Regions from separate parts of the Homo sapiens genome. Here region 1 is linked to region 2. The links are chromatin loops, found by intact Hi-C in ENCODE. Cell type or tissue: ascending aorta. All regions are shown on one strand. Links, peaks and the distances in the headings refer to the core of each region. The heading gives the core; the rest is flanking DNA.

Region 1 (13,385 bases), core at 2,433-10,432, 620 kb before region 2:
TATAGTTTTTTTCATTAATTTCAGGAAAGTTTTGGCTATTACTATTTCAGATGTTTTTTCGGTCCTCCTCCTTCCCCTGCTTCCTACCTTAGGGATCTCCAATTGCATGTGTTAAAAGAAAAACTTAAGACAAATTAAACTTAACAGAGTTTAAATTAAACTTAACAGAGTTTAAATTAAACTTAACAGAGTTTAATTGAGCAAAGAACGATTTGCAAGGTGGGTAGCTCCAAAATGATAATAGGTTCAGACCAACCTTGGCTCTGCCATGTGGTCAGAGAGGATTTATGGACAGACAAAGGAAAGTGACAGAAAATGAGTAAGGTATGGAAACAGCTGGATTGGTTACAGCTCAGCATTTGCCTTATTTAAACACAGTTTGAACCGAGGACTGCCTGTGATTGGATGAAACTTGGTGATTGATTGGTACTAGAGTAGGTTACTGTAGGTAAACACATCCAGTTAGGTTACAGTTAACTATGTACAGCAAAGCCTTTTAGGACGATCTTAAAATATGTAGGAGGCAGCGTTAGGCTCAACTGAACACATGTATGTTAGGTTGCTTGAAGTTGTCTCACAGCTTACTCATGCTCTGTCGTTTTAAAAAAATTCCCTTTTCTTCCTATTTCATTTCGGATAGTTTCTGTTACTGTGCCTTCAAGTTGACTAACCTTTTTGTTAGCAATATCAAACTTGCCATTAGTTTCATCAGTGTATTTTTAAATCTCAGACATTGTAGTTTTTATGTCTAGAAGTTTGATCTGGGTCTTTAAACATATTTTTCATATTTAATACTTTTTTAATGTAATGGTATACAGTTATAATAACTTTTAATGCCCTGTATTAATTCTAACATCTGTGTCTGTTCTGGGTTGATTGATTGATTATTCTTCTCATTTTAGGTTGTGTTTTTCTGCCTCTTTGTTGCCTGGTTATTGTGGGTTGGATATCAGATGTGATTTTTCTTTTTATCATGTTTAGTGCTGGGTATTTTTGTATTCCTATAAATCTTCTTGAGCTTTATTTTGGGATGCAGTTAAGTTACTTGGAAACAGTTTAGACTTTCTGGGATTTACTTTTCTAATTTGTTAGGTAGATCTACAGAAGGGCTTATCCCAGGGCTATTCTCCACTGTTGAGGCAATATCCTTCTGAATACTCCACCCGGAGCCTGCGAATTATGAGTTTCCCCAGTCTGTTTGATGGGATCAGGCACTGTTCCTAGCCATGTGTGAGTAGTACTGTTCTCATTCTTTAGAAGGTTGTTTCCCTGGCTTTGGGTAGTTTTCTTACATCCATGTGCTGATGGGTATCCTACTAAATATTTCAGAGGTTTCTCTGTGCAGCTCTCTCCTATCTGATGCTCTGTCCTATGAATCTGTCTTGGTTTCTCTAGACTGTCTCAGCTCATCATTTCAATCATGATGTCTTCCTAGCTCACCCTTAGTTCTTCTAACCTGTCCTGGCCTCAAAACTCTCTAGGCAATAAATGAGCAATTTTAGGGCTCACTTACTTTGTTTCTTATCTCTCACAGATCACTCTGTGTTGTTGCCTGATGTTCAGTGAAACTGCTGTTTCATATATTCTGTCTTTTGTCATTATTTTTTCAGATGGGAGGGTAGGTCTGATCTCCGTTATTCTATCTTTGGCAGTAGTGGAAACGTCCCTGCAGAATTTTACTTATGGAGTTTGACAGCCTATTCTAAAGTTCATTTGTAAGAGAAAATTCACAATAGCTGAGTAAATTTTGAAGGAAGGACAACGAAGAGTGGATTGCCGTTCCACATATCAAAACATGATAAAGCTATAGTAATTCAAATAGTTTGCTGTTTGTGCAGGAATAGACGAATAGATAAATATGTGTGTGTGTATATACACAGACAAATATTTATACATATGAATTTATGGCAAAAGTGACATTTCAAATCAGGAAAGGGTAGTATTAAGATAATTGATTATCCATTCGGAAACCAAAAATTGACTCTTCAAACTGTATTCATTAGAGTATGGATTTAGCATCTTGTGACAGAAACCCAAAGTAATGGTGGTTCAAGAAAGGCAGAAGTTCATTTCTCATGGAAATAAATCTGAGTTGTGTAGCTAAACAGGAACTCAGGCTCTTCTTGTTTTTTGCCTTGTCACCCATAAGATATTTTCTTGTCTCTGTAGTCTAAAATGCCTCATATTCTGGTCTGTAGAAAGGCTAGTTAGGTGAAGGGAAGGCATATTTTTCCTCTTGAGGGTACAATGCAGAATTTTCATGTATCTCTTCTGTTCCCAACGTCCAGGTATGTTGGAAAATAGTCTTTATTCAGGACAGTTCTGAATAGCTCAGTGCCTAGCTAAATACCCTATCATTGTAGAAGAAGTGGAGAATAGAAATTTAGGGACAAGTAGCAATCTAACCTTTGCCATATATAGCAAATTTCAAATGGATTAAAGAAAAATATAAAAATGAAAAGCTGTAAGTACTAGAAGTATACATAGGAGAGTCTGTTTATGATCTATAGGTTACAAAAGTTTCCTAAACAAGAGGCAGAAAGCATAAGCTATACAGGAAAATATTGATGACTTTTTACCACATAGTAATTAAAAATGGCTATATGACAAAGTTAAGAGAAATCACAGACCAGAAAAGTAAATATAAAATATGCAAATAAAAAATTGATATTGGTGATATATAAATATAATACATGCGAATGAAAACATTGATATTCATTATATAAATAACTAATATTCATGATATATTTTTTACCAGTAAATTGGTTAAAAACAAATACTTCAGTAGAAAAATGGACAGAACATATGAACAGACAATCCACAGAGAAATCCAAGTAGTTCATTAATGTACAGTCCCTGTCTCATTATTTGTGAAATGCAAATTAAAATGACATCTTTTGTTTGTCTATAATACAAGTAACCATGTTACCCAAAGTGTGGGGAACATGGTTACTCTCATGCAGTGTTGGTGGAAGTATAAATTGGTACTGTCTATTTGGAGGTCAGTTTGGCAGTATCACAATTAATGTTGCAACATCTTCTGACTCAGTAGTTTCACTTCTAGGAATCTCGTAAAAAATAATCAACATGTGAACTAAGTGATGTCTGGACAAGGATGTTTACTGTATCATTGTAGCAACTAAAGATCATAAATTATGATCTTTCTGAGGGAATATTTAAAAAAATTAGTATACATCCATGCCATTAATGTAGCTATTAAGAAGAATGAAGTGGTTCTGTGTAGACAGACATAAAATCCTCAGAATATATCAAGTGAAAAAAAGTTGCAGAATGGCATCTGTAGAAAGAATCCATTAATGTAAGAAATCAAACCCGAAATGTGTGTGTGTGTCTGTGTTTCTCTCTTTTTGCAATTTTATAGAAAAAGAAAAAAAAGCCCTAGAAGGGTAGATACCACTCTGTGTATAGTGCTTACATTTGGAGAGGGATGTTGGGGAGATAGGGATTTATCCCATATTCTCCATTGTGGCTGGAAATTTTTTTTACAGAGACTAAACTTGTGTTTTACATAATGAACAAATCATGACTGTAGTAAAAAATAATCTAATCTTTTGGCTTTCATGTGTTTTGCTAGGATTGGTCCAAAGGAAGATTTTTTCCATTGTTTGAAATGTAACTTATGCCTAGCTATGAATCTTCAAGGAAGACACAAGGTATATAATTTAGTTTGTATAATTTTAAAAATATTACAGTGTTTTTGCAATAAGCTTAACTTCTAATATGTTTTGGAAGCATGCTAATTTTCATGTATTTCCAAGTGCAACTATATTGCTTTTTTGAAAAGCAGTATTAACAAGTAGATATTTTAAAATATGTACCTCAGAATATCTGACCTACAGTTCCTTTTCTTCTCTGTAGTGTAAGAATGCTTATATCACTTACTAGCATAATGTTGGCAACTTCCAAGTTAGTTTATGGATTCTTACCATTGGTACTGCTTTTAAGAATAACTTTAAAACAGGAGAAATACTGAATGGTGTAACCTAATTAGCACAACATTCTAAGAAAATTCAGAAAATATTTTACTATTTCTTTTTATAATTAAGACATACATATTTTAAATCTGGATGTAGGAATTATGTCACAATCCCAGGCCCTTTTTCATTATTTAAAAAAAAATCTAATAAAGTATTACATTATAGTACTGATTCTATCTACTGTAAGAATTTAATTAAGAGAATGGAGGATTGGTGTAAAGTGAAGTGTAAATCGTACTTGTTCAAGTATAGGAAATTCCAGATAAGGCAGAACAGTATAAGTAGCAACATTGTAGCTGTTGAGAGAGAGAGAGACAGATAGACATTAATTGGAAAGAGACTGTTTGAAATCATTTACTTAGCAGTATAGTAGGTTCGATAGAATATAAGAATAAGAAGTTATTGCAGAAATATAATATTAGCTAGAACTTGGCCTAAATAGTAAAGTGGTGAGGAAAATTGAGATGAATAATGAACATATATGATGTGGTAATGGTATTAAGGAAAAAGAATGAGGCAGAGTAAAGATGACTCTGAAGATTTTCAGCCCCAGCTTAAGGTACTTGATTAGTAGATTGTAAATTTTTTGAAGATAAAAGATTGAGTTTGGTTTTTAAACTTGAGTTTGGGGTGATGGCAAGCTATGCTAATGGAGATAGCCAGGAGTCAATAGTATCTTATAGATTACATTTCTATGATGTTCTGGTTTCCAAAGCATGTGTAGTGTGTGTGCACACACTAATTCATTGCATCCTCACCTCAGCATTTACATTCCATCAACTCAGAGATGCCACTGATGATCAGATATGTTGTAATTGTGGGGATGTTAAAATGTATGTGTGAGGTGCACTTTAGAATCAAATGAAATATGTATTAATTTTATTTTATAAATAAGAAACGTTAAGACTAAAGTGGTGGCTAGTCCAAAATCTCAAGGGCTGGTAAATAGCAGAGCTAGGATTACAGTCTAGATTTTTAAACTTACTATTAAGCTTATTATTTTGAGGGTTTTTCTCCCCACTATACTGTCATCTTTCAAAAACTTACATCTATTTTTTTGTTATGGTTTTTTTTGTTATGTTGTTTTTCAGTTATCTTTTATTGTCTATATTACTAAGTGGTCCTGCCATCTATTAAGTGCTTCCGTTAAAAACCTGGGAGTCTTCCATGGCACAGTGCTTTCCCTTACCTCCTTGGATTTAATCAGACATTACATCTTGTCAAATTAAGAACTCTGGCTCTGAAGTTAGCCTGCTGGAGCTCCAGTTTAATTCTGCCTCTTATTAATGTGTGACTTTGGAAGTTCCTTAGCTTCTCTAGGCCTCCACTGCTTTAACTGTAAAATGGTATAACAATCATAGCCTATTTCATCTAGGATTGTGAGATTTAATTGATCTTATACAGGTACTGTGCTGAACATGGCATGTAGTAAATTTCAATAATATGAACTATTATTACCAATATTATTAGTAAGTTGAGCTTACTAATTTAGGTCACTGGCTTTGGAGTAAAACATACATAATATGCAAAGGTTCCAAATCTTATTATCTTTGGATCTTGGGTAAGTGTCTTGAATTCCTAAGTCACTTTCCTTATTTGTGAAATGAAGGTAATCTCAATAATGTTTATTGACATTTTCATTGTATCAGATAATATGCCAAGCCTGAAATAGTGTGAGATTTAAATAACTATTAAAAAACTCTTCTTACATATAAAAAGCATATATTAATGTTAGCTATTATTTTTAGTAAGTTGGTTTTGTTAATTTTTATTATTAATATTTTTATACCTGACATTTTAATCTAGTTAAGCTTTTGTTAATGTGAATTTCTCTTTTAAACAGTGTATTGAAAATGTGTCCCGACAGAATTGTCCAATATGTTTGGAGGTAGGCTTAAAATATTTTTTACTTTGGAAGTCTCAGCTCTTGAATTTAAAATACTTGGATGTTTATATTGTCTTCATACAAGCACTAACATTTATTTCATTTACAGGACATTCACACATCCCGTGTTGTTGCTCATGTCTTGCCATGTGGACATCTTTTACATAGGTAAAGTAACATCTTTTTCTCAATGATGTTTGAAAATAGTGGAGACAGTTTTTGTTTTACTAAAATAATCTTATATTTTCTTTCAGAACGTGTTATGAAGAAATGTTGAAAGAGTGAGTGTTTGGGATTTTAAAAATAATTGTAAGATGTTTGACTTTTTTGTGTGTGTGGTGTGGGGAGGTGGACAAACATTGTTACTTATACTATATTGGGCATGGCAATATTTATATTGAAATGGGTAGGGTAGATGAATATTGTTAAAACAGGACAAAGTGTCTTGGATATAGAACTACACTTTTGCCATATGTTTCTCTTAAATCTTGTCTCCTCCCACAATTTGAGGTAGTTACCTCTTTTTTTTCTGGCCATATATACCAGGAAGTGCAGTTTTTGCCAGATGCAGTTATAGTGTTGTAAAAATGCTGAAAAATATTGCCAAAAATTTGTTAGGTTGTTATATTGGCCAAGTATAGTAAACTAAAAGAAAGTAGGTGAAGTGATCATTAAAGCTAAGACTTTATTAATGGAAAAGATATTAAAATTAGATGAAAATAATTGAAAAGAGAAGACTGTATTTTGGTCCTACATATTGATGAGCAAAAATGTGAAGAGCTAGAGAGAGCATTCTTTTTTTCAAATTTTTAGAAAGGAAATAATATCTGAATAATTTTAAACAAATACAGTCTCTTTACATGAGTGTATTAAGAAATTAAGGTTGTTTAGATAAGGAGTAGCTTAATTAGTTTATAAAAATATATGAAGTGTATTCTACAAAGAATATGGACTAATTCCTCTCCATTTTAGAGTACTGAGGAAAAAGACTTAGTTTTAAATAAGTATACAGGAATTAATTTAAAAGTTTTATAGTGTGAAAGTTCCCAGGTTCCTAAGAGATTATCTTGAAATGGAGGAAAATGCCTGTTTTGAATGGTTCATGTGGCAGTTAGCCTGCATCTTCTTGTATACCTGAATTAATATATTCTTGTTTAATATTTGGAAAATAACCTTTCTATCTCTTTCAGAGGCTACAGATGTCCATTATGTATGCACTCTGCTTTAGATATGACCAGGTATTGGAGACAGCTGGATGATGAAGTAGCACAGACTCCTATGCCATCAGAATATCAGAACATGACTGTGGATGTGAGTAGAATCAATACTTAAAACTTTGTAGACTCCTTGTTGGCACTCTTATTTTTGCCCTCCTGCTTGAATTTGCCAAAAAAAAAATATATATATACTGGTTTGACACAGATGCTAATGTGATGATTAATGGAAAGCACAAAATGATTTTTAAATTTTAGTTAAGTAGCTCAGATCGGGAAAAAAAAAGTCTTAAGAATACCTTTATGTAGTTTTTCCCAACACTAGATGGCAGGCAAAAACTTCATTCTGAATTGTTTACATATTACTTGCCAGAGTCAGTCAGTAATATAACTGACTAGGGTTGGATCACTGGTGGGACTTTTTAAGTACATTTTATTTTTAATTATTTTACATTTTATTTCAGGAGAACATATTTGCTGATTTTTGAGATTACGTTTTGGTTTTTAGTGTTTATTACCCTTTTTATTCCATCTTAGACTTATTTTTATGGAGTGCACACAGGAGACCCCTTTTTCACTTCTGTTGTTCACAGAATCATAAGCAAGGAACAAATTGAGAGATAAGAGTCATAATTACAGAGAAGTCTTGATTCATGATCTTGGGAAAAAACTGTCCACACTAAAATGCTGCTTGCTTCTGGGGAGAAACTTTCCTGGTTAACTTTGTCTTAAGGTCTCTCATGGGTGTCCACTTCCAAGAGTGTGGAGGGTCCCTTCTGAAATGTGAGATAATGAACCTAAGTTCAAAGTCCAGAAGCTTTAGTGTAGGTGGAAAAGGCAGTCTTTCTCTGATGTTGTTCTCAGAGACCCAGTCTCCAGATTCTAGATTGTGAAGGGTTTGATTGTTCTTAGTCATTGGACCATCAAAATTTTCTTTACTTGGTGAAAATACACTTTGGCATAATGCATAAAAGCCTTGCGGCATTTAGTCATATCAGAGTTTGGTAGTGGAAGATACATGAGATTCTATTTATTATTAGGTATACAGGCCTTCCAGTGATTATTTCGTAAGGGGTCAACTTACGTTTTCCACTCCAAGGGGATCTGATTACCATCAATCTGCAATATCTTTGACCAAGGCAATCCAGTCAATTCAGTTAGTTTTGCCTAATGCTATTGTATCTGTAGTATCTTATTTAACTATTTTACAACTTATCCAGTGAAATAAGTACCTGTGTCACTGGAGATTTCTCTAGGAATGTCCCATGAGAGAAACACATTTTATAATAACCTTTTAGGTACTGTAATAGAGTTAACCCTCTTGCATGGGATACCTTCTATACAACCAGAAAACATGCATTCAAAATGACAATTGAATGTAATCCTTCTATAAATACTTAAATGGCCCATCAGGTAGCAGAAATGTACGTGAAGTTTTGATTGTCTTCCCAGGATTATGGTTTCGACAAAGCAAACATTGGTCATAAATTATTTTAGCAATTTAGCAATATATATAAATTTTATATATACATGTAAAATTTGGAATATTTTATCTTTTCCATGATGAGCCATGGAATGCAGACTTTTTTTTTTTGTTTGTTTTAGACAGAGTCTTGCTCTTGTTGTGCAGCCTGGAGTGCAGTGGCACAATCTCGGCTCACTGCAACCTCTGCCTCCAGGGTTCAAGCGATTCTCCTGCCTCAGCCTCCCAAGTAGCTGGGATTACAGGTGCCCGCCACCACACCTGGCTAATTTTTGTATTTTTAGTAGAGTCGGTGTTTCGCCATGTTGGCCAGGCTGGTCTTGAACTCCTGACCTCGTGATCCACCCGCCTCGGTCTCCCAAAGTGCTGGGATTATAGGAGTGATGAGCCACCTTGCCTGGCTGGAATGCAGAACTTTTAATAATGGAAGCTTTAAGGATTTAGGAAGGGCCAGGTGGCTGTCCAGGTTCTCCATGAGTCCATGCTTAACATTGGATTTGTGTCCTCTTAAATACCAGGTTAGGTGCCTACCACTGATAACTGAAGGGTTATTATAGGTAATTTGACTTGGATTGTGGAATTGATTGAAATCTAAACAATTTCAGTACTGGCTGCTTTAGTGTGAAAATCTGGCAAAGTATTTTCTTGGTATTCAATCAATTTTTATCCTGCTTGGGTTGGCAGTTTTATAAACCAGTCAGTCTCTCCATTAGAGTTCTAGGAATTGTTATCCAGTCCAAGTCCTAAAGTTGTCAGAAGTCTATATTTAAGAGAGTTTGTCAGGGTCCTTTTCATCCTTTCATGAACCTCCTTGAAGACACAGTACTGTAGGATTTTGCTTGCTTGTCTAGTTTTCAGAGAAACTGCATCAGAATTAAGCAGTTAACTGTGGAAACAACTTAAAATGGTTATAGTTAAAGACATGATTGACAAGGAAATTTGGTTATTTCTGTGGCCTGCAATAACACAGTAACCATAATTAAGACTGATAGCATATACCCCGACATAAAGAATTTTAGAATCTCATATAATTTTGGAATAAATCTTAATAAAAATATAACACAAAGGTTAAATATCATTTCTTATTTGACAGTGCTTCCTATGTAATTTAACAGATCAAATAATCATTTTTTTCTCTTTTGAATACCGCAGGGGCCCTTTGTAGCATGCCAAAGTTAGAGGTAAAAAAAAAAGACTTAATTTTGAAGTTGAAATTTGATTTTGGGAAGCTTGTCAAGTGTGTCGAAGATTTAAAATACTTGACCAAAATAGGATCACATTTATATATATGAATATATATATGAATATATATATTATGAATATATATTATGAATATATATATTATGAATATATATTATGAATATATATATTATGAATATATATTATGAATATATATATGAATATATATATTATGAATATATATATGAATATATATATTATGAATATATATATGAATATATATTATGAATATATATATGAATATATATTATGAATATATATATGAATATATATATTATGAATATATATGAATATATATATTATGAATATATATGAATATATATATTATGAATATATATATTATGAATATATATGAATATATATTATGAATATATATATGAATATATATATTATGAATATATTATGAATATATATATTATGAATATATTATGAATATATATATTATGAATATATATATTATGAATATATATGACTATATATATTGTGAATATATATATGACTATATATATATTTATATATAGTCATTTATATAGCCAATATGAGAATTAACAGGTTTTAAAAAGCAAAAACCTTTACTCTTCGAAACTCAGTTTTCTAAACAATTAAAAGTCCTGAGACAGCGTGAGACAAAATCTGTTTCCCCTTGTCTCCTCTTTTTATTGTTTGAAATTTACCCAAAAGTAAACAAAAATATTTAACTGTCTTATTAATACTACATGAAATCTTTGTTCAAGAGAGAAAACCAGATTTTACTTTTGTATTGTTAGGACTAAAGCGAATTTTAATAAAACCTTGTAAACAAATCCATCCAATCTGTCAGTTTTTTACCACGTAAGATTTCCATAAATCTTTTATATTCCCTTATAAACTTTTAAAATTCTTTCTTTTGAACGTTCTGTATTTTAATCTACACTTTTTTATTCCTTCAATTTGAAACAACCGTTAAGTAACTTCAAACTAGACCAAAATTTTTTTTTTAGACGGAGTCTTTCTCTGTCACCCAGGCTGGAGTACAGTGGAGCAATCTTGGCTCACTGCAACCTCTGCCTCCAGGGTTTAAGCAATTCTTCTGCCTCAGCCTCCCGAGTAGCTGGGACTACAAGCGCACACCACTACGCCTGGCTAATTTTTGTACTTTTAGTAGAGACGGGGTTTCACTGTATTGGCCAGGCTGGTCTCAAACTCCTGACCTTGTGATCTACCCGCCTTGGCCTCCTTGGCCTCCTGAAGCTGAATTTTTTTAAATACATGCCTTTGCAACTTGTCTTACCAAAAGTATATCTTGCTTGTTTTTACACTCCTTATAGGGAATTGTTTTTCTTACATCTAGTAGTTTTAATTACATATATTAACTACAGTTTTAACTCTTAGTAATCCTAATTTCCAGTGAAAACCCTAGGAAGTAATTTTGAACTGTTTTGTATCAGTATTTATAGATGGAAGCCATTTTAATTTTTTGGAAGGATGTTTCCTTAAATTATTATTTATTAAGATATCTAAATATATTTAGTTTTTCTATACTATATAAAAATAAGATGCCAAAGTATATAAACTTAAACTTATAATTAATGTTTTAGCATTTTAACTTATAAATGACTTAAAAGTTTTATGATTATTTACTTAAACATATGACTATAAGATTTTAAATTACTGAAAAAAAATTTGAAATTAGGACACAGATGTACCCTCCCGAATGTTTTCTCAGTCATCTTGAGTCTCAAGTAGTCATATGTCAACCAGGAGGGCTATGAAGGGCAGAGCCTGTCTGAGTCCTGAATTTACGTACCACTTACAGAGCTTTGAACAGAAGACAGAGCTGTAAAGATGATGCTTGGAGGATGGAACCCCTCCTAGAATAGCCAGGAGGCAAAGCTAAGACAGGGAAGAAGAAGCTCTAGTGGGCTTGATTCTGCTTTGTAGCTACAGGTCTAGGCACTGAGAACATGTACCCAGGTCTCACCTAGCCAGACTTGAGAATCTAGAGGTTCAAAACCCAAAACAAGCTCACAGTCAAATCAAGCAAGTGTTGAATTATATTCAACAGACACCTCTGAAGCCATTCCTATTTACTAACAATATAAAAACTGGCTTTATTTACCAAATGTTATCACATACACATAACACCTATAGGAATACAGACACAGACAGAAGCAGATCTTAGAGCTTTCCTAAAGGATTCTCATTTGCTGGCTTTTAAATAGTTTTTCTATTCACCATTCAGACTATCAGTTTACCAATTAACCTGTTTCATTGCCCTAAGCAATTGTTAGCTAGGCAGCCCTAAATATGCATTTCTAAAGGGCCAATTCTTAGGTCAAACAAGGTAGAAAATGTATATCTCAAAAGCACACAGCTAAGACTTTAGACGTAAATATTGTACCATCATTTGCTCAAACCAAGGAAAAAATGGTGTGAGTAAAAGTTAAGACAAGATGGCCAGTCACCTTAAACAAAGGTATGACTTACTATATAAATTTAAAATAGTGATAAGAGTTCCTAATGTACACAGACACCTTTACAAATGTAAATTTCCTTTATAGATATAAATTGATTTTACCAAAAGGGTTTCAGGATAGCCTTCAGTATAGCCAGTTGAATGCCAGAAAGGTATACTTTAGTTCCATAGATCGTTTTTAAAAATTTAACTACTGTTTCTTAGCTAAAATTACTGAGTTCAGGGTGGAGCCCACTAAGACAGTAGGGGAAAGACAGCGTTCTTTTTTATTGTTTGCAGTTTACTCAGAAATTAAACAGAAGTATCTTAGTGTCCATGTCCATGCCTGGGCACAGTATGGATAGATCTGAAAAAGAGGCAAGTCAGCTTTACCTAAGGGCCTATATTTTATAAACATTTAATCCAGGCTAGCTTTCTTTTAGCCTTCAGGGCAGTATAGTAACTAAGCCAAAAGGCTAGTAGATTTAATTTGTCTTATCAGTTAGTTAAGCTTTTTATTTGCCTTTTAAAACATCTTTTTTTTAAGGCAATAAAAATATTGAAATATTTTTAGAAGCTTCACTCAATAGGCATTCTTAGATGAGTCTAATTTGGGAGCCCTCATTTTCAAATGCACTTTTTTTTTTGGTTTGGTTTTTAACAGCTTATGGCCATCATCAAATGCACTTCTTAAAGTGTAGTTTTAAGTGTTCATTTGGGACGTTCCATTATAATTTTAAATTACTTTTAGTAAGGTTTTGCCATTTCTATAAGCAAATGGCATTTTATCCTTCTATAAAATGTTTAAAAAGTGCTGCTTCTGGGGCCTAATACTTACACTTGTAAATGTAGGCAGAGCCAGAAGGTAGATTGCTCAGTTCTTCAGAAATTAAGGATCCCATTTTCACCTTGAATCTTGGCTTTGGCTCTCATATTTCCTTGGTAAACTTAACCAGTGATTTTTCTCTACTTAAATGTGCAAGAAGAAGAATTGAAGAGGGCAGGACACAAAAAACCCTGTGAATTTCCAAAAGCCAAAATTTGCACCCCCACCCCCTGCTGTTTTGCCATTTACTGTGCTTCTGCCCGACCCAGTCAGGCATAAGAGGTCTTTAGCTAGATCCAAGGCAGT
Region 2 (13,385 bases), core at 1,814-9,813:
GATGAGTGACTTTCAGGCAACAATGTGCATTTGCTATTACTGGGAATAATGACATGCATTTATCCATTAGCTGAGTAGTGTTCATAACTCAAGATTAATATATAAAAAGGTCTCGCTTTTTGTTAATGCCTGAGCAGGCTGGCATATTTCGTTAGTTTTCTGTCTAGAATAACAATAGATTAAAAGCATTGAGAATACCCTTGAAATGCTAAATTACATTTAGGTTCTCTTTTTGGAAGTGTGCAAAAATTGTTTTTTGAGTCTCAACTCATTTGAACAGACATACTTTATCAAAGCCAACTTGAGGTAACATTGATACTGGCCATGAGTGCATATCTTTACATATTTTATATGGTGTTTTGTTCATGTATCAAACTAAAGGCCACCCTGTTAACATTCTGGCCTATGTGCCATAATCCCAGCCTAGTTGGAGAAGCTGCTTTCCTGCCTGTTTTGTGTTCTACTCTTTCATTTGCTCATGAGATTGTGATATTCTCCTTCATATCCTTTTGACAATTGAAAGCAGAAAGTATTCTTGAATATTCTTTTCAGTGAGCTTGTGGGATAGGTAGTATTTTCTGAGGCCTGGTAATTTTCATTTCTTTTTGTGTTGATGTTTCTTCTACTACTCTGCCCTACCACAACCTCTTCCTCTGACCAAGCCCTCAGTATCCTTACTCTCTGTCCTCTTTAGCAAAGCCTTTATTGAGCAGAGGAGATAGTAAGTGTGCAGTTTGTTGTTAAGGGCTGAACTGTGTTGTCCCAAAATTCATTTGTTGCAGGCTGAACCCCCGGTACCTTGGAATGTGACTATATTTGGAGAAAAGATATTTAAAGAGGTGGCTAAGTTAAAATGAGGCTGTTAGGGTGGGCTCAAATTCACTCTGACAAGTGTCCTTATAAGAAGTGGAAATTTGCACACAAAAACAGACACTAAGGATGCGGGCACACAGAGAAAAGACCATGTGAGGACACAGCAGAAAAAATTCAGATGAAATGAATCTGAAAAATTTAGAGAAACTAGAATTTGTGGAACTTGGTGCTTGAATATGGGAGATGAGAAAGATGGAGGAAAATTAGGATATTTAGATTGTTGGCTTGAGTGGTTAGTTTCATTCTGATGTCCTTAATGGAAATGGTCACTATAGAAAGAAGAGCAGGTGCTATAGTGAAGTGCGAGGAAGGATATTCTGCCTTTGTTTAGGGACATGTTGACTTTTGCAGGGCCCATGGGACACCGTAGTGGAGCTGTCCAACAGGTGCTTGTTTATATCAGTCTGGCCTGAGGATTTAGAGTTGGAAAATTACCACCATTCAAAGGTTAGTAACACCTAAGAGCAGTTTTTTTTTTTTGTTGTTGTTGTTGTTTTGTTTTTTGTTTTTCACCCAGAGGTTGCTTGTGAGAAGAAAGAGCCACAGGCAGAAGATGGAACTTAGTGGGATACGAGCATTTAGGGAATGACCAGTGAAATAGGAGCCTAGGAAAGAGATAGAGCACAATTGTAAGAGATCTGGGTGAGTGCACAATCATGAAAAGAAAATGGACAAAGAAAGTTTCAAAATAGGGAGGGTGCAGCTCTTTTTAAAAGCTTCAATTATTGACATTCAGTTATCAACAGTGATGTAAAGAAGTTTTTAAAATGTATATGGCTTTTCCTAGTGTTCCCATGTCACATTGTGGAGATGGCTTGGTATCCTTCTTCATTCTTGGCTCTTAAAACCTGATTCTGGCTGGGTGTGATGGCTCATGCCTGTAATACCAGCACTTTGGGAGGCTAAGGTGGGCAAATCACCTGAGGTCAGGAGTTTGAGACCAGGTTGTCCAACATAATGAAACCCCATCTCTACTAAAAATACAAAAATTAGCCGGCTGTGCTCTTGTAGTGCCAGCTGCTTGGGAGGCTGAGGCAGGAGAGTCACTTGAACCTGGGAGGTGGAAGTTGCAGTGAGCCAAGATCATGCCATTACCCTCCAGCCTGGGCAACAAGAGTGAAACTTTGTCTCAAAACAAAACAAAACCACCCAAAAAAACTTGATTCTACTTAACTTCAGCATGACCCTTTCTGCCTCTAAGAAAGTCAACCAATACTGTTTTCTTCAAGCTGCACAAGGTCCCTATCCTCATCTTTACTCCTGAAACTCTATTGGCTTAAGATTTGGTCTTGCATTAGGAATTCAAGAATCTGGTATCTTAACCTAAGCCAATGTAATAATAATGTTCTCCCTACTGACATACAAGTGGCCAAGAAACATATGAAGAAGTGTTTCACATTACTAATCATTAGAGAAATGCAAATAAAACCACAATGAGATATCATCTCACATCAGTCAGAATGGCTATTATTACAAAGTAAAAAAGCAACAGACGCTGGTGGGGCTGTGGAGAAAAGGAAATGCTTATACACTGTCAATGGGAATGTAAATTAGTTCAGCTGCTGTGGAAAGTAGTTTGGAAATTTCTCAGAGAAACCTAAAGCAGAACTACCATTTGACCCAGCAATCACATCACTGGGTATATATCCAAAAGAAAACAAATTTTCCTACCAAAAAGGTACATTTACTTGCATGTTTATTGCAGCACTAAGACATAGATCAACCTAGGTGCCCATCGACCATGGATTGGATAAAGAAAATGTGGTACATATAAACCATGGAATGCTAGGCAGCCATAAAAAAGAATGAAACCATGTTCTTTGTAGCAACATGGATGCAGCTGGAGGCCATTATCCTAAGAGAATTAATGCAACAGAAAATCAAATACCACATGTTCTCACTTACAGGTGGGAACTAAACATTGATACTTACAGACACAAAGATGGCAAACAACAGAAACTAAGGACTACTAGAGGGGGGAGGTAGGAAGAGGGACAAGGGTTAAAAAGCTAACTATTGGATACTATGCTCAGTATCTGTGTGGTGGGATCATTTGTACTCCAAACCTCAGCATCATGCAATATACCCAGGTGAAAAACCTGCACATATATCCCCTGAACCTAAAATAAAAGTTGAAAAAAAAAACTTCCCTTGAATATGTTAGCTTATTTTTGCAATTCCTGATTTATTTCTGGTTTTTAAGGAATTACAGAATCTTAGAGTTGGAAGAACTTTCATGGATCATCTTTCTCCATGAAAGTCTTAAACCCCGAAGTTTAAGAGCCCCTTTTAGAATATTCATGCCAAAATAATTACTCAGGCTGCTCAAAACCTTTCATGAGCTCATTGCATTCCAGGCAACCCTTCCATTGTTGATTGGATCTCATGGTAATTTTTGAACATGGCCTTGACTAGCCCACAGTGTACCTTTGTGGGAATTGGAAACAGGTGCTCCCTGGGGGTATATGAAAATCCTGGCAAGTTATGACTTTCACTCATTGAATCTAGTTCTGTGAACTACAGAGGGAAGGATAAATTCCATTTTTTTTATGAAAGAGTCATTCAGTATTCAAAGAGAACTATCATATTGTTACCTAAGTCTTCTCTTCAGGGGAACCTTCATTCCTTGTAGAAAGGACATGATTTTGATACTCTACTGCTTTGTTCTAGATGGAGTCCAGTTTGTCATTGCTCCTCTGAATTGAGCAAAATATTCCAAATGTGTTCTGATTGCGAGGTAGAAGTTTCCTGTAACTACACTCACTGTATTTCTACGAGTGTAGGCCGAAAGAACATTCACTTTTTCTATTCTGCCAGCTGAATTGCCCAATTGTTTAAAGGGAAACTTGAAGTCATGTAAAGAACGTGGCTTAATGAACCTCATATACTGTACAATTTAATTTTTGATTGTAGGTTCAGGACTTTTTCCTGATCTCCATTTTTTTTAATACTCCCTTATTAGGTGTTTTAAGAAGGGATTATTACTCAACAGATGTTAGTATCCTTACTCTCAAATAGTAGACTACTTATTCTTTGTTTATATTTTTGTTGTTCATATAGATGTTTTTATGATAAGAGCACTAATATTTTTAACAAATCCTTCTAATTGGCCTCTGCAAATTCTAGACTAAAGTCTCAGTTCAATTTCATAATGGTAACAGGAGTACGAGGCACCCTTGTGTTGTTACTTCCTTTTTATCTGTACTTTGCTCAGGTAGCTGCACTAGTAAACTGAATAGAAACTCCAATTGCATTTGGCTGGTGCAGCTGTGGCATCACTGTGCTAGCTATCATGAAGCTTTCTGCATGTCTCAGGCATCTTGAGAACAGCTCTACCATATCTTTGGAAACTCCAAATGCATTAGAGTCTGGAATATCCTTTCCTCAGAGACAGGAAAAGGAGGCAAGGAAGTATTCTTTCCGCTAAAGTCAGAATAAATAATAATGACTGTCTAAGGTCAATGTGGAGGGGTATCTCACAGCAGCCACTCTTCTTTGCTTGGTGACTTCCTGTTTAGCTAGTAAATAGGAAAACCCAAAGACATTAGTGAAAGTATTTCATTTTACCCAGACTTTGCCTCATTGTGAGCTGGTGAGCAAGTACAGGGGTTCACATAAAATGTTTGGCTGCTTCCAGAGAAACCAAAACCTACTTCAGAAAAAGATCAGCAGTGAGACCAATGTGTGAAGAGAACTTTAGGAAAACATAAAGCAAAACAGATTAGTGGCTCTCAACACCAGGTCCAATGAAAGGCAAGTGTTCCTCCAATGTCTTTGTGCCTGATCTGATTGATAATATTTATTTATTTTTTGTTTATATGATAGGCCCAATCTTCCTAGTTGCCCAAGGAAAAACCAATGGCTAAGTATATAAGGCTAAATAAGAGTGGATTCCTCTTCTCCTCTAGGTCTTGTTCAGTTTGCTGTGTTCTCTACTGCCATCTGGTGGTCAAGAAGGATCAATCACTGCCCTTGCAATGAAGAACTCTATGAAAGCGAAGGCTTGGCCATTTTGTGTTCAGCTCCTTCCAGTAAATACTCCATGGCATGATTATTTATTTTTCCTTTTCTCTTATTCATAAATCAGAGTGGCTGTTTGAACTTAACCACCCTTATCAAAATCTTTAAAAATATTTAAAATATTTTGACCCAGTGCTTCCACTTTTATAATCTCAAAGAAACATAAGCAGACAGATTTATGTATGAGCATGTTTCTCAAAGTGTTATTTATAATAGCAAAATTGGAACTACCACAAATGTTCAAAAATAGGAATTGTTAAAATTGGAGTGTTCTGTACCACTATTCACTCACGCTTTAGAAGAACATTTAATGACATGGGAAAATGTTTATAATATATTATGAAGTGAACAAACACAGTTAAAAAGCAAGTAAAACTTCACAATCTCCATTTTGGCTTTCTGTGTATTTCCTCCTTTCAAAGGCATGAACATATAATACTTTGGGAACCAGAAAGAAATGCCACCATAAATATTTTATAAATATGGTTACCTGCATGGTAGAGTATCAGTATCAACTTTTTTTTTAAAGTAACACGTCTTTTAAGATATCTATCCTAGAACTTTATTAAAAACATACTTCTACAGAATATCAGTGCAAAGGATCGTGAACAATTGCTTTAGTGTTCTTGGGATCAGGAATAATCCAGGAAGCCAGAGCATGCAGCTGCCACTTCAGGTTTGCTAATGAGTCTTGTGGCTAAGATAAAAAGCATGTTATTTGTTGCATGACCCTAAAGAGTTATTAATTTGTTCTAAGGCTTATATTTTGCTCCCAAGAGTTGTTGGTGGGGATGTGGAAGATGATGCAATTCAAATCACTGTGCAGTATGTGCAGTAACCAGAGCTCTATTTTATAATTGGACACAGTCCATTTCTTAAAGCTTTTTCAAGACATAGCTTTGAGATTTTTCTTTGTACAATGAAAAGGTACACAGAGACTGCTTTGCTTGCTTCACTGGGTAATTAGCCCACAAAGAGAAGATTGAAGGTGCTCTCACGGGTTTCTTTAAATGGAGCTAAGAGCAGCTGCCCTTGGGTCCTAGGAGCAGCTGTGTGGCTAGCCAAACCCAGCTAGAAGGTGTTCCTCCTACAGAGCTTTCTGTTTCACATTTGTTCACTTAATACATTTGGACACAATTTCCATATACATGGTTAACATGTCACTTCTGTCTACCCTAAGGGCACCAGGTGGTAGCTCCAAGAAGAGGAAATCATTTTCGGAGTTCCCTGCTGGCTCAATCAACACTTTTCACTTCTCCTAATGAGATGGTTAACCTGTTTTTTTCATTTAGCCATTTGGTCAACAAAACTTTAATGGCTGTTATAGAGTAGTTTATAATTTCCACACTTACAGGCATTAACACCATTACTATTAGATTGGGAAACAGAGATTCGACTAATCCTCCAGCTTAAGCTGAAAACATATCTCCATAGAGATTTTTCACTGAATTAATTCTACTAAATTCTTGGGTCAAACACAGTTAATGTTTCTGCTTAGTCATTTTTAAAGAAAAGAAATGAAATCTGGCTGGTATACATTAACCCGTGTGTGCTTCTTAAATAAATTTACAAATATAAATGGACTCAAACATTAATCAGACTATTATCTTAACATATTAAAAAATAAATTTACATAGCACACTGTATTAAAGTGAGTATTACAAACTTTTAGTTCTAAAGTAGTTGTTTCTCTTTGGCATGTTTCATTGGGCATGTTCCAGGAATTCAGTAAGTCCTCAAAGGTTGTTTTTCTGTATTGGTGCTACTTTCTTTTATCTAAGTAAAACATATTCTCAAAATAACATGCACTGGGAAGTATGATTCGATGCACAAATACTGCTTTACACATAGCTTTTGGGGACTATAATACCAGTTCTGTGATTGTCATAAAGATCTTTAAGATGTGGTAGGTGGAGTTATCAGTGTCAGAGTTACAGAAAATCAGGGACAGAAGAATTTGCTTTTTGAATTTAGAACCTTGTTAAGCCTTATCTATTTTGACTTCAAATATGATTTCAACCTTTAAGAAATTGCTTCCATTGTCCTTTCTGCCTAATGCACTTGGCTACTTTCTGAGGCTTATCATTCATCAAAATTTTAAGAAAATAATTTCCTTTTTTATTTGAATCAAGAAGCCTATGCAGAAAAAAATACTTTTCGTAAGTGTCTTGAGCTTAAGTTATTAACCTAGAACTTTAGATATTAGTAGTACATAAATTGGAAATAACAAATTAGCTACATTTAAATGGATTTATTCCAAGGCTTTATAAATTGATGAATAAAGTGGGCAAAAGTATATAGACTCATAAGATATGTTAACATAATAATAGTTCCAATATATTGGATCCCACTACAGATTGTTTTCTGCATTGAACCAGCTATTTATATACATAAATATCATTTAAAGTATTCCCTTGCCCCAAACTCTCCTTATCTAGTTAACAGTGCTATCCAATAGAACTTTCTGTGATGACAGAAAAATTTTACTTCTAGCTACATATGGCCATTGAGGTCTTAAAATGTGACTACTGCAACTGAGAAACTGAATTTTTAGTTTTATTTAATTTTAATCAATTTCAACTTAAATAGCCACATGTAGCTAATGGCTACTATATCTGATAGCACAGCTTTAATGCATTAGCTGGCTTTATTATCTTCAGAGTACTAGGCACAAACTATGATTATCTTTTTAGTTTCCTTGTTTCCTAATTATCTGTCTTCTCCTTGCTAGGCTGTAAACTCCCAGAAGGACCTGGTCTGTCTTTTTCACAGCTATATTATTATAATCTAGGACAGAGCTTGGTGTGTAATAGATACTCATGTTATTTATTTAAAATGCACATGTGTGTTATTATTATGTCTATGTTACAGATGATGAGGAACAAAGAGGGAACAACTTTTAAAAGATGACAGGGATTCAAACACAGGACTGTTTGACTCAAGCTCCAAATCCTTCCATTCTACTAGTTGGCCATAACTACACCCACGACTGCACTTCAGACTCCTGATAACCAAGCCCCAAGAATGGAAACTGTTTTAGTGGGATTAATACCCAAAGCTGACTAGAAGTTCCCTGATCCACTTTTGTTGCTAGCATTCTGGGCAGGAATCTTTCAAGCCATTGAGTTAAGGCATTCTCCCAGAAGTTTGAATGTACACATATTACTGTCAAGGAATAATAGTTTAACATATAATTTCCCAGATTGTTCATAGTACTTAAGAATTCTAGTGCTCTTTCAGGCATGGTGGCACACGCCTGTAGTCCCAGCTACTTGAGAGGCTGAGGTGGGAGGATCACTTGAGCCCAGGAGTTCAAGGTTACAGTAAGCTATGATCGTGCCATTGCACTCTAGCCTGAGAGACAGAGACTCTGTATCAATTTAATAAGAAGAAAAGGAGTTTTAGTGCTCCTTAAGATATAGTGAATTGCTCTTTTAGGAAGAGAGAAGTTCCAAAAATGTTTTTTCTAAAATGTATTTACAATGTATATGTTAAAAACAAATTACATACATTTTCTTGGCTGTTCTTGTTATTTTTAGATTATCTGCTTAAAACAAAGTGTGCCAAAAGTTTTAGGAAGCTACATGTAGAAACCCCTGAGGTTTGATTTATGCACTGATGCAGAGTGAGGACTTAGAAATACCTCTTTAGGTTAATGTAGGCAATCCAATTAAGATTCCTTGTCTATGTTGTCTGGAGTGGTAAACTTGCAACAAATTTGTGATATTATCACAATGTAATGAGTTAAACACTCATATTATACAAATGTATTCCTTATGAGGTGTAAGCCTCATAGTTTATGTAAATAAATCAAATCTTTAGAAAGTGAACAATTGTAGCCTTTGCTGTCTTAAAAGGTGAGAATTGTGCTTTTCAATATGAAATAAACCTTATCAATGGCAAAATGTAGAACCACCTAAATATTGAGAAACTTTTGTTTTATGTTATCTTTGCTATAATATACCTGTGCAAAATAAGGTTTCCATAGAATGTTGTACTGGAAACAAAATACAGGATAGGCATAAGACTAGATCCGACAAATGCTCTGACATGACAACAGCACTTCTAATACCAAGCAGTGTATATATATATATATATGACATAAAATAGTATTTTCATTTAAAAAATAACAAAAATATAAAAGTATTGATGCTTTGACTTGACATATATTGTCTTTGACATTTCCTGGTGGGGGTCTGGGATGCTAAGGGCACTGAGGAAGGTTTGGCCTGGCTCAAGTCCTAATCCTTCTCATGAGGGGGCAAGAACCAGATCCGGGGTTGGAGTCATTGGATGCTTAAGTGGAATATCTTGCACATGGTCATCAGGAGGGCTTTTCAGTTTGGAGGTTGAATGTCAGCCAAAGTTCTTAGAGTACATAAAGAGTCAAGCAAGAGAAACCAAATTTGATAACATCAAAGGTCAGAGCAGTCTCAAAAATTGGAGAGAGCTGAAAGTGGCAATTTATCGTAATGAGAGCAAGCCTAGAAACAAAGTAGATTGAAGCTCGTAGGTAAATGCATGAGCTGGGGGTGTTTTATTTTAATTGAAATAAAGATGTAGCAGTTGGCAGTATTGAGATTCGAACCAATCTGATAATTCAAACCCTTCCTCCTCTTCTCATTATAGGATTCAAATTCTTCTTCCATTTCTCACTATAGAAACCTTGTTGAGACGCACTTTCCTTTTGCTGGTAATAGTAGTCTCCATCTCATAGGCAGACTGTGAAGATTAAATGATTAAAATGGCATAAATCATTTAGCCCAGCATCTGTTACAGGTTGGTGCTCCATAAATATTGGCTGCTATTACTAAGGCAAGGAAGATTCTGGGCTGTCATCATGAACAGAACCAGATGAATCTAGGATAATGTAATAGTCACACATGTGCTTGGAATCAGACATAACTTGGAAAAGTTACTCAACTCTTCTTTTCTTTAGCAAAACAGAGATAATAATTACCTCACTGGTTAGCTGTGAAGGTGAAGTTAAATAATGTATATAAAATGCTTAGCACTTCACTGCCTGTTACAGGGCTAAAGCTCCATGAATGGAAGGCCCGTGGCCTGATTTCATTGGCTGTCAGCCATAAGGTGGACAGGCTTAAATGTAAAGAATTAGATCAACACTTTACAACTTGGCAAAAGCCAATGTGTGCTGATCCACGGCTTGGAAAACCTCATTTTCAAAGTTCTTCAGGCTGGTATGTCAGTGCTATACAAATGTACAAGAGACTTATGATTCCTAGAGCTACAGTAACATCTCATTATTGGAGTTGTTTTTCCTACTGCCCCACCTTAATGCAGTCTGAACATTTATTTGGGTTGCATGAAACACCATATTATCAAGGTCACAATTAAGTAAGGTTTTCAGATATGCCAATATTTTATTTCAAGTTCCACAAAAAGCTGATATTTTATAGAAAATGGCTGGAGGAAACATAGGGTCTCTCCCTTTTTGACAATTGCTATTTTTTTACTTTCATTTACTTTAAGAAGTTTATGACTTAAAAGAATAGAATTAGTAGAAAAGGAATCTAGCAAAAATGCGATGAGCAGTTTGCTGAATGTTGAGAATTCTCTCTGGTTAATTAAGGGGAAAAAGATGTTATGTTTAATGTTACACTTCAGAACTTTTGCATCTGTGCAAGACGCATAGAACCTCATCCTTGACTATGTAAGAATACTGGACATTGTAAAGGGCATGCCACTATTACACCATCCCTCGGCTGAGAAAACTCACTCGATTCTTCAGATATTCTCAAAGCATCCAGCTTGTATATATTTTGCTTTTGATTGTTTACATAAATCATTAGCGTGAATGTTACCAGTGTCATAATAGCCTTAAAAATAATTGATTTTTTGTTTATATGACATAGTATAATGGTTTAGATTTGATTTATTTTTAAAAACTCTAAAAAAGTCATTTTGAGTTTTTAAAATAACTTTTCCCTCCAAAAATTTATTTAATAATATAAATTAAAGCCCCTGTGGAGGCTTTGTAATGTGTCACATTTGTAATGCGATTAGGCTAGATTACATTTCCCAGAATTTGCTCTCCTTTATGTTTCTGCTTCTGGCTGTATCTGTAGATTCCAGAATGTTTTTGCTGTTCCCCATCTTTCAGCCATCTTTCATTCGCAACTGCCAGGTAATATTCTTGTAAAAATAAAATTCATATATGTGTTTGTGTATGTATATATATGTAGAAATTTTCTATATATACTTTATTCTTTCTCTAGTGGTCTACTTGTCTGACTAAATCTTGAGACAGTCCTCCTTCACCAATTCTAGCCTTTTCTCCAGAGAGACTTACAGCTACTAGTGTGGTGCAGCCATATAGATTTTTCTTTCTGTGCATACCCCTAAACATTGCCCAACACGTTTCTCACTGTGCTGAGTGCTTTCATGTGATTTAAAAAAGAGGATAAAGGCTAATATTGTTTATATTATCTTTTTGAAGTGTCATTTCATTGTTATCAATCTGTACTTATCTGTACTTATGTTTCTCAGTTTTGTGTGCTGAGCTGATATTTCCTCTTTTTGCTTGCAGTTAGTCTAATTAAGATGTTCTCTTAGTTAAAGTTTCTTCCCCATTTCTTAGGGATTGTTTATTCAGTTACCTTTGAAACCACTGAATAGATAGGTCATCTGGATTCAGAATGATCATTGAAAAGATGCATCTGCCTATTAATTAGCTTTCTGTTTTTGCTAAGTGGTTTATATATACTACTTCTGTTCACGTTTGGGTTTTATATTTTTCACTCCATTGTTTAGGTCAAGGGTGAGCATTCAAAATTTGAGATATGGAAAAATAGCCATTCATGTGTGTCTTACTTTCTTTGATTTATCTTGTTTCCAGCCTTTTCAGCCTCAGTGGAGGTCCATGGTTTGGGTATAAAATAAAATCATATTATTGAAAATCTGAATTATGTAAGACATAGGAGTAAGTACTGCGGGGAAATATAGGAAATTAATTTAAAAATCTCTGTTCTCTAGTTTATAATCTAGTTAGGAAAAATAAGGCATAAATATGCAACAATCTAATTCATAGCAAAAAACCTAAATTACAGCTACAAAAATTAATGAGATGTTACACAATGACATACGATGAATTGCCACATTACAGCAGAAGATTAAGAGATGTTGTTTTCAATTGGTGTTGGGAATATGGGTATAAGAATAGAGGGTGATATAGGAGAATAAGCCAAGAAACTTCTTCAAGCTCTTCATTGCCATCTTCTATCCCCCAACTGACTGAAAAGCACTGGTTAAAAGAAAAGCACATTAATTTTTTTTCAGCAAAACCAAATATCTCCTTTTCTAGTATGTCTCATCTTTGTTTCATATCTCTCAATAGCTTTCTCCTTTATCTTGAGTTTCTTTCCAACTGTCCAAACTCCAAAGACTTCAAGTTTCAAAACCACATTCACTTATATTCAGCAATAGAGCATCAATCTACTTGCTTTCTTCTAATGATAGGTTTTTCATAATTTATTTTATTTTATTTTATTTTTTATTTTTTGAGATGGAGTCTCACTCTGTCACCCAGGCTGGAGTGCAGTGGTGCCATCTCGGCTCACTGCAACATCTGCCTCCCCAGTTCAGGCGCCTCCCAGCTCAGGCGATTCTTGTGCCTCAGCCTCCTGAGTAGCTGGGACTACAGGCATGCACCACCACGCTTGGCTAATTTTTGTATTTTTTAGTAAAGACAGGCTTTCATCATATTGGCCAGGCTCGTCTTGAACTCCTGACCTCATGATCTGTCCACCTTGGCCACCCAAAGTGCTGGGATTACAGGCGTGAGCCACTGCTCCTGGCCTCATAACTATTTTTAATTTTACTATTCAAGCTTAAATGTGCCTACGCTCCCAAATTTGATTTAATTATCTCTGGGGTGTGGCTGTGGCATTAATATTTTTACAAGTTCCAGGTTGATTTTTACATGCAGCAAGGATGGAGAAGCATTACACTAAGCATGCTTTTAGAAAAGTTGGCCTGATTATAATTGACTGCTTACATACCTGTTACCCCATTCCCCCAATTAGATTGTAAGCTTGTCGAGAAAGAGATCATCTTTGTGATAAATAAATGTATTTTGGGTAAGGGAGCTACTTTGTTAGCCCAGATCTGCAATCTATTACCTACAATTCCAAAATTCCAAATCTATGAAGAGGAAAAATGTTTCTTACCTCATTTGGAAATAAAAACCGACCTCAACTAAGATAAGGCTATTTATAGTCTTAATCGATTCCATTTAGTATGGATGTTTGTTTCACTGCAGAAGGTTAATGTTTGATTATGGGGTGCTGCCCTAGACTCTTCTAAGGGTATTACATATTTTCACACACACACACACACACACACACACACACACACAATCAAAAAAAAAATCTGAATTCTGAAACACATCTGATCCCAGAACTTCAGAGGAGATACTGTAGAGCAGTATTTATTAATGGGGGTTTAAGAGAGCTGAGGTCTTAGGGGATAAG

What was found. Peaks named below come from ENCODE experiments on the same cell type or tissue, not always from the same donor. Only the 100,000 strongest peaks of a DNase experiment are listed, where the experiment ranks them.
Region 1: a loop joins it to region 2, with 7 times the contacts of the local background. A loop is called at or near these places in 30 of 110 quality-filtered maps.

Annotation. Positions count from the first base shown.
Region 1 is chr4:75,484,390-75,497,774 of GRCh38, reverse strand. It overlaps RCHY1 (ring finger and CHY zinc finger domain containing 1), which reads left to right. Exons shown (of 9, transcript NM_015436.4): 4 at 3,596-3,674; 5 at 5,842-5,886; 6 at 5,993-6,051; 7 at 6,138-6,164; 8 at 7,074-7,194. Among named protein-coding and RNA genes, the nearest start is that of RCHY1, 23 kb to the left of the region's middle. In ascending aorta, for the core only: a CTCF peak has its summit at 7,419 (motif pointing right); no DNase peak of the experiment used is centred there; H3K27ac peaks cover 785 bases.
Region 2 is chr4:74,866,387-74,879,771 of GRCh38, reverse strand. It overlaps LOC105377282 (a long non-coding RNA gene), which reads left to right. Exons shown (of 4, transcript XR_938886.2): 3 at 4,782-4,904; 4 at 7,765-8,022. Among named protein-coding and RNA genes, the nearest start is that of PARM1, 60 kb to the left of the region's middle. In ascending aorta, for the core only: a CTCF peak has its summit at 4,820 (motif pointing left); a DNase peak (open chromatin) is centred at 4,851; H3K4me3 peaks cover 1,968 bases; H3K27ac peaks cover 2,179 bases.